Linked DNA regions of Mus musculus: regions 1 and 2 are each linked to region 3. The links are chromatin loops, found by intact Hi-C in ENCODE. Cell type or tissue: left cerebral cortex. All regions are shown on one strand.

Region 1 (2,500 bases), 170 kb before region 3:
GGTGTGCTCTGACCCCCATTGCTTCATTTTACCGTTTTGACCTCCTCCGCTGCCTGGCCCTTCCACACTAAAGTCCCATTCTCTGCCCAGCTCCTTTATGCTAACATCTCCCAGCTCCCTCCCTGCTAAACCTTCCCCCCTTAACTTGGTTGTCCTTCCTACGGTCACCCCGTATGCCACCTCCAGAATAGAAGGTCCAGGAATTTGTTCAGTGTTGTATCCCAACCCTTAGAGAGTTGACAAGTGGCAGATAATGCAGGCTATGAAACGACTATGTGCTGTTTTAAACAAGAGGGGACTGGGAAAGCCCAAATGTCATAAGGACATTTTCTTATAAAGAAATTCAGGTTGCGTATCTGATATCTGAAATACTTGAATGTTTTAGACTTCAGATTTTTAAAAAACCTGCACACACACACACATAAATACATATAGAGAGAAAGGGAAAAAAAAAGAGTTAGAGATCTTAGGAGTGCAAAGTTTAAGCATGAAATTAATTTATGCCCCAAATAATATTCTATATGCATGGACCGAAGATAATTTATGCAATATTTTAATAACTTTGCTTATGAAACAAAGCTGCATGGTATGGATGCTCCTATTGCGGCTCTAAGTTGATGATCGGAAAGGTTGCAGGTTAGGAAGCACGTGCCGGATCGCAGATATTCGCATTCTGGACACTGGACACTTACCCTGCACCAAAGGAAGATCCGGCTCGTGCGTTCAGCACAGAGTAACGCATAGCCAACAAGACAAGTCACAAAGAAGTATTTGATGATATATTGTTTTGATAATAGATAAATAAAATTCCTTCTGTGTGAGCGTCTTCTCAGAATTTCCCAACAACATGGATTCCCCAGCTCCCCAGCTCAAGAAATCTCTGCGTAACATGGCTTCCAGTTACTCTCTCCTGCTCCTGCCAGGCTGAGCGCACCCACTGTCCACAGGGGTGGAAAATTCTCTATCAGTCTTCAAAGTACTGATAGCTATTTTCTGCCTTGCTAAATCAAGCACCCTTCCTGACAAAGCGTCAGTCTTATCAACTGTCAGATCACAATGTAAATGCAAGTCTAGCCAAGGAAAGTTTAATGTGCGTAAAACTTCAGGCCAACCCTAATCGGCTCCACCCAAACAACGCAGACAATACGCTAGTGACAAAAGGCTCCATGACTTCACACACCTTGAATGGAGCCAACCCAGGCCCTCTTTCTGAAGTTGAACTATAATGTGCTATGTTATTACACTTCATCTTAAAAGCTCCCATAGTGTCCAGAAACAGCTATAGCCAAATGCTGCATTGCTGTGACATGGAGTGACCACTAGAGGGTAGAGTTTAATAGCAAACAACTCCAAGGCTGAACTCCTGGCCTCTTTGGATGTACTTAGAAGTGCTAAGGTATGGAGAAAACAAGATCTCCTAAGTAGATAGGTCTAAGTCACAGACGATGCCAGAACTGTATCTCTAAAACGTTACAGACTTACATCTCTACAAATTGAGGACACCTCTTACTAAATATGTGAGTATTTAGGACAACAAAAAGTGACACCAGTTTTCATCAGGAAAACTGCAGGTTATTAGCAAGAGAAGGCAGACCAAGGCTGCATTTAGGAACTGCTTAACCATCTGGAAACTGATACTCTCGGGAAACTCTGGGACATTCTTACAGACATAAGTCTTATTTGCTTTGGGGAACATAACGATTTTTGGAATGAGCCAGGAGTGGTGGTGCACACCTTTAAACCCAGCACTTAAGAGGCAGGAGAATTTCTGAGTTCGAGGCCAGCCTGGTCTACAGAGTGAATTCCAGGACAGCCAGGGCTACACAGAGAAACCATGTCTCGAAAATCCAAAAAAAAAAAAAAAAAAAAAAAAGATTTTTGGAATGTATGGCTTAGGGGCAGGCACACACATGTAATTCCAACATGTGAGAAAGCTGAGACAGGAGGATAATGATTCAGGTAGCCTGGGCTCCACGGACCCTCATTTAGATGTACCTTGAATCCAGTTGCATATCATTCAGGCACCAAATATTATTATTAATATTATTAAGAGAACAAGAAGAGTCCCCTAGCTTCAGAGTTGAGCTGTTTAAAACGCACAGCCATGAGCAGAGTTTTCACAGGGTGACCCAAGAGTGACCCTCAAGGTTGCCTACAGGATCTGGGGAAGGTCCAAGGCAGGGAGTCTGAGGCAAGGTGAGCCCAGTGCACACACAGGGAGCTAGAATGGCAGTTGCTACCTCTTATTTACAGGGTACCAATCGCATCCTCGGTTCTGGACTAAGAACTTTACATATATTAACCCATATTAACATTTAACCCCAGATTCCTCCACTTACTGGCTCCTGGGAATTTCAGTCAATGCCTAAGAATATGGCTAGCAAGAACCAATTTGGCATGTGTGCTTGCTTACCAGTATGACTGTGACAATAAGCACATACTCTGTGGCATTCAAATAAAACCGGGTGTGGTGGTGCATTCTTATAAGACCAACACTTGG
Region 2 (2,500 bases), 630 kb before region 3:
TCTCTGCCTTCTAATTTGCCACAAAACCGAAAAAATGAGAGCCAAAGAAACCCAAGATACTCCATTCTTTGACAGATGTAGGACTGGGGATACTCTGGAAGATAATACGCGTTTATCTGCATAAGTTATGGACAAGTTAAGTTTACAAGGCTTGCTTTGGGCTAAGCATTTTAAGCAGGCGCACAACACTCAAATCACTTTAGATATAATCACATTTAACCTGTCATGCTCTATTTTTTATTACTTACGATATTTATTTACTTTTATTTTTATTAGTTTTTAGTAATTATTTTTTATTATTTACGATAGATCTAATTATGGGTATAGGTTTCTAACACTTAACAGTTCGTTTGTGGTGATGAAACAGACAAATATGGGAAGTCAAGTTTTCTCCACACTCCTCTTGCCACTGGGGTGTCAAGGAAATCCATTTTCGCTCTTCCAACTCCGCCATCTCTAGCTGCCGTCCCTCCCTCCCTCTCCGAGAAGACTGAAGCAGCCGCCAGCTTCCTAAGCTCTTCAACTCTGCAACTCAGGATACTCACCAGGGCAAGAGGTACACGAAGACGAACAAGGCCAGGTCGAAAAGGATGAAGAGCCAGAGATCCAGCCAGTAGGAGTGTTTCGGAAGCCCGTTCATCCCGGACTGAGGTGCCTCATCTTGGTTCCTCCTTCCAGCTTCGAACGAGCCCCTCCGTTCCCGGACACCGTCGGTACCAGACGCCGCCTGGCTCACCTCCATCTCCGCGTCGTTTCACTTCCGCGCAACTGAGACCAAACCTGAAGACCGCTTCGCGCCCAGTCTAGCAACCAATTCCGGGTAACCCCGCCAATCGACTAGGCGCCCCGCCCCCGCCGCCGCGCCCCGCCCCGCCCCCGCGTCCCCGCCTTCCGGACTGCGCAGGCGTCCTCCCTTTCTAGGAATTCGCCTTCTTCGGCATTCCCGGGAACGCGCAGACTCCGCTGGGCCGGCTGCTCTTGGCGCAGGCGCTCTGTTCCACCACCCCTCCTCGCCCCCCGAACTTGGCGAAGGTGTCTGCCCCGCCTCCCCGACCGCACGCATGCGCTCTGTGCCCCGCCCCGTTGCTTCCTGGTGGGGTGTCCCCTTGCGGTGTTCAGAGGTGGTTTCTAAGGTGCAGGTGAGCTCTCTCACGTAGCTCAAACGCTGCCTTGCAGGGTGCATTACTGGTTCTCCCGGTTTCTGGGATGAAAACTGTCTCAACTCCTTTTCTCTGAGATGATGCCAGAACTTCAGGAACCGCCTCAAAGGATTCCAGCCTTGCCCACCCACAAAAGTAGTCTTTTTATAAACATGAGCGTGTGGGGGGATGTTTTTCTTTCTTCCTCCCTTCTTCCTTCCTTCCTTCCTTCCTTCCTTCCTTCCTTCCTTTCCTTCCTTCCTTCCTTCCTTCCTTCCTTCCCTTCCTTCCTTCCTTCCTCCCTCCCTCCCTCCCTCCCTCCCTCCCTCTCTCTCTTTCTTTCTTTCTTCCTTCCTTTTAAAAAACTAGATCGTGAGATTCTCTGATAATAACTTTGGAGACGACAACATTGTGTGACAATGTAAAAAGGTTGGCAGACCCCGTAGAATCATCTCTCCAATACACGTAAACTTTTTGGTTTCTTACATGTTTGGGAAGTGTGTACAGTTTGAGAACTTTGGATGATTTTGTACAGACTTGAGCGATTTGCTCATAATTTTTGAAACAGTTTTGATGAGGTGGACGTTGTAAGGGTCCATGATTCGCTGAAGAATGATACTCCAGACTCAAGTAGTTTGTAAACACACAGAGTGTTTTATTTTGTCGAAGTCCAGCATGCTGGAGTCTCCCATTACCAAGTATGCTCGCTGCACATTGGGGGAATTCTCGGATAGATGGGCTTTGTCTTACTCTTATCTCGGGCATTCCAGAAGCATAACCTTGGTGTGGTGGCTAGAAACTTGCCTGAGGAATCCTGGGGTAGGTGGCCTTATCTACTCTCTCTTAAGGACATTCTGAAACTATTGCCTGGGTGTGAGGGCTGAAAACCCATTGTCCTTGCTTCAGGCCAGGTTGGGTTTTTTTTTTTTGGGGGGGGGGGGGTCGTTTCTGATGGTAGGGCACTTTCTGACTAGCTGCCTGAAGCCTAGGATTTTAGGCCTAATCCCAGGAACTGCCAATTAGAAGTCTGTCATGGAATTAGCCTGTCTCAATTACAGTCACGAATTTTCAGAAGGCTCAGATAAGGTAAAGCGTGGAATTTACATAGGTATTTCATGGGAGTATTTTAATAAGCCACTCAACTCTATGTCAGAATATCCTGTAACCATTAGATAAAAACCTGTTGGAGTCTACTAACTTAGCAGCCCACTAACTTATACCAACCAAGTAGCCCTGATAGCATCGTGGGCTTACAGAAGAGCTTTCTCCTTTCCTAAATCAGCCTTTCTAAAGTACCCACCAGTGTATTTTGGGCTTGCCTTGTTTTATTACTTTCTTGGTTCTGTGAAGCAATTTTAAAA
Region 3 (2,500 bases):
CAGGGACTAGAAGACAACTTTCAGAAGTCAGTTTTCTCCTTCCAGCCTGCGGGTCTTGGGCACTGAACTTGGATCCGCAGGCTTGGCAGCAGGAGCAGGTACAAGCTAAGAGTTCTCGCTGGCTCAATGTCTACATTTCTTCACCTTTGAAATTTTTATTCTCTTTCCTTTAGTCACATCTTGATGCTTAGTATGGTTTAGTTACTTGCCTGGCTGAAACTCAGCACTTAAATATTTTAGGAAAAAAGTTCCAACTCTTAAATGTTGCTCCAGGTTTTCTCTGCCAAGACACTTGTCTTCAAAAGTCCTCTGGGGTGGTCTACACCCTTGTTTATGGCTGTAGTTGAACAACTGAAAACAATTAGCTGTTCAAACTTCGGGAAAACCTTGAATTTGAATTCCAGTGTTTTCAGGCAGAGGAGATAAGTGGTAGCAGGCTTGATACGCGCTGTGTAGGGCAGGGCAGGGAGACTGGGAGTTGCAACAAGCTTAACTGAGGCTGTGTCTGAACCCTGTTTCTCCAGGACCTGAGAGTTCTGGCTTTCTCGATTGACAGATGACTGCTAACAACAATATCAAAAGCCAGCTGTCACATTTACATTGTGCCAGCACTGAGGTAAATTCCTGCAAGCACTAGTCCTCACAGTACTGTGATGGTTTCTCAGACCAGGAAAAGAAGGCTCAGAATCAAGTCTTGAAAACAAGAGGCAGAGCCAAGACTTGAACATCAGTTCATGACCTCAAACTCCTACCACATATTATATAGTAGTCTGTGCTTATTATTTGGGGATTCAGGCTAAAAGATACTTTGCTCTCAGAGATACCCAATTACAATTTTCTACTTTTCATACATTACCTTATATATGAAATCTATATTTACATTATATTTATATTGCTTCATATCCATAGGCTACATACCTCTCAGGGAATGTGCAGTCCTTGATGATAAATTTATACTTTACCTCTCACAGTAGGCCTGTGCCATACCAAATATTCACCAATGGTACCCTCTAGAGTAAAGCAAAGCTAATAAAAGTTGCTAGCAACACAGCTCTTTAGAGATTCAGGAGAATGCAGACATGCATCCAAGGGCACCTAGAACAATGTAGCAACTTGGAGCTAATCCTGCCAGACAAACGCAGCCCCTAACGCTGTGTATTGGGTTTGAACACCCAAACAGGGTATTGTTGCTGAGTCACAGTTGTCTTGGGGGGTGGCAACTCTAGGGAAGAGCAGAGCCCTCTGTAGGAGGCGACTGTAGCCCATGCTCTGGCTCCCTCTGCTGACAGGGAGAGGTTGCTTTTTGTCCTAGCAGGAGTTCTTGGTTCAGATGTATAATTGCTGTCTATTCTATATTCCCAGTCAGCTCTTAGTTTATAACGGAGAGCAAAACCCCATTAAATTATTCTCTTCATATAGCAACCCAGTACACGTCCTCATTCTTTTTCTAGGATAATACACCTGCCCCTGGAAAAGAGACTCTATAAACCGCTTGTTGGCTGAGAAGCACCACGTTATCTGCCGTACATCCAGCCGTAGGACCTTGTCTTAAATGCTTCACACAAGCATGGTTCCCCCATAATCTCTGCTAATGCTGTCTCAGTCTTGCTGCTCATAGATGAGAATGTTTAGGTCTCAACCAGCGGAAGGCATGAACTATCTCCAACTCTTTAGTTCATTATGATTACCTGCACATCTCTCCTTAGCATATGCTTTATTGTTCCTTCCTTAGAACTTGGAGTATGAGTCACAATCGCTAAGCACGTCCACGACGCCGCAGAATTGGAGATTTTGCACCAACGCTTCCAGGTAAAATTTCTTTGTATTGTTTTCACAGCGAGCATTGAGTGTCTCTTTCCCTACGCGAGCCGTAAACAAGTATTAAGAACCACTGGAGCCCTTGAGATGTCACCAGCGAGTAACATATTGCAGCCTTCAGTAAAGATACTGTTTATAAAGAGCTGGTTTTAATGTATTGTTCTATTTCAAGGGGTATTGGCCATTTTAAGAGGCATAACAATGTTTAAGACCCTTGTTGTTAAGGAAAGTGCTCTTATGGAATGAAATAGGCCTGGCATCAGACAGAACTCTGTCACTGTAGAGGCAAGTCACCAGCAGTGTCATTTCATGCTCTTGGTGGGTATGCCAAGAACGCCAGGCCAATCACTTTCTTTGGGCCCTATTTCAGAGTTGTGTTTGCAAGGAGCAATTCTGAGATGAGGTAATGTCTCCCGACAGAACAAAGAACAGGCTTGCTTGCCGCTCACCATAAAACATAGTAGTTTCTGAGCTCAGCAATCCTCGCCTGTAATGAAAACCATTTTGTGTGCAAGCATGCATCTGGGGCCCATATGCCTTGTTCCTCAGAGAATCCGAGTTCAGGGAACTCATAAACATGCTGCCCCTCTGGCTACTGCTTTTGTCGTCAATAGTCCACACGTGTTCTGTCAATATCGATAAAGCCGTGAAAGATAATGTAATCAGCCTGCAAGGTAGAATA

What was found. A loop is a pair of places that touch in the nucleus more often than their neighbours do. Peaks named below come from ENCODE experiments on the same cell type or tissue, not always from the same donor. Only the 100,000 strongest peaks of a DNase experiment are listed, where the experiment ranks them.
Region 1: a loop joins it to region 3, with 4 times the contacts of the local background. A loop is called at or near these places in 5 of 42 quality-filtered maps.
Region 2: it touches region 3 in a loop (2.6-fold over the local background); 5 of 42 quality-filtered maps call a loop at or near these places.

The regions. Positions count from the first base shown.
Region 1 is chr3:122,465,075-122,467,574 of GRCm38, reverse strand. The region is part of intron 3 of Bcar3 (breast cancer anti-estrogen resistance 3); the gene reads right to left. Among named protein-coding and RNA genes, the nearest start is that of Gm34349, 14 kb to the left of the region's middle. In left cerebral cortex, a CTCF peak has its summit at 1,325 (motif pointing right); a DNase peak (open chromatin) is centred at 1,325.
Region 2 is chr3:122,922,702-122,925,201 of GRCm38, reverse strand. 1810037I17Rik (RIKEN cDNA 1810037I17 gene) reads right to left here and starts at 805. Exons shown (of 2, transcript NM_024461.2): 1 at 546-805. The coding sequence starts at 742. 4933405D12Rik (RIKEN cDNA 4933405D12 gene) reads left to right here and starts at 1,086. Exons shown (of 6, transcript NR_046036.1): 1 at 1,086-1,139. In left cerebral cortex, a CTCF peak has its summit at 1,112; DNase peaks (open chromatin) are centred at 155 and 987; H3K4me3 peaks cover 1,392 bases; H3K27ac peaks cover 1,002 bases.
Region 3 is chr3:122,294,445-122,296,944 of GRCm38, reverse strand. It overlaps Gm40190. Among named protein-coding and RNA genes, the nearest start is that of Mir760, 2.0 kb to the right of the region's middle. In left cerebral cortex, a CTCF peak has its summit at 1,289 (motif pointing left); DNase peaks (open chromatin) are centred at 1,276, 1,815 and 2,315; H3K4me3 peaks cover 288 bases; H3K27ac peaks cover 1,453 bases.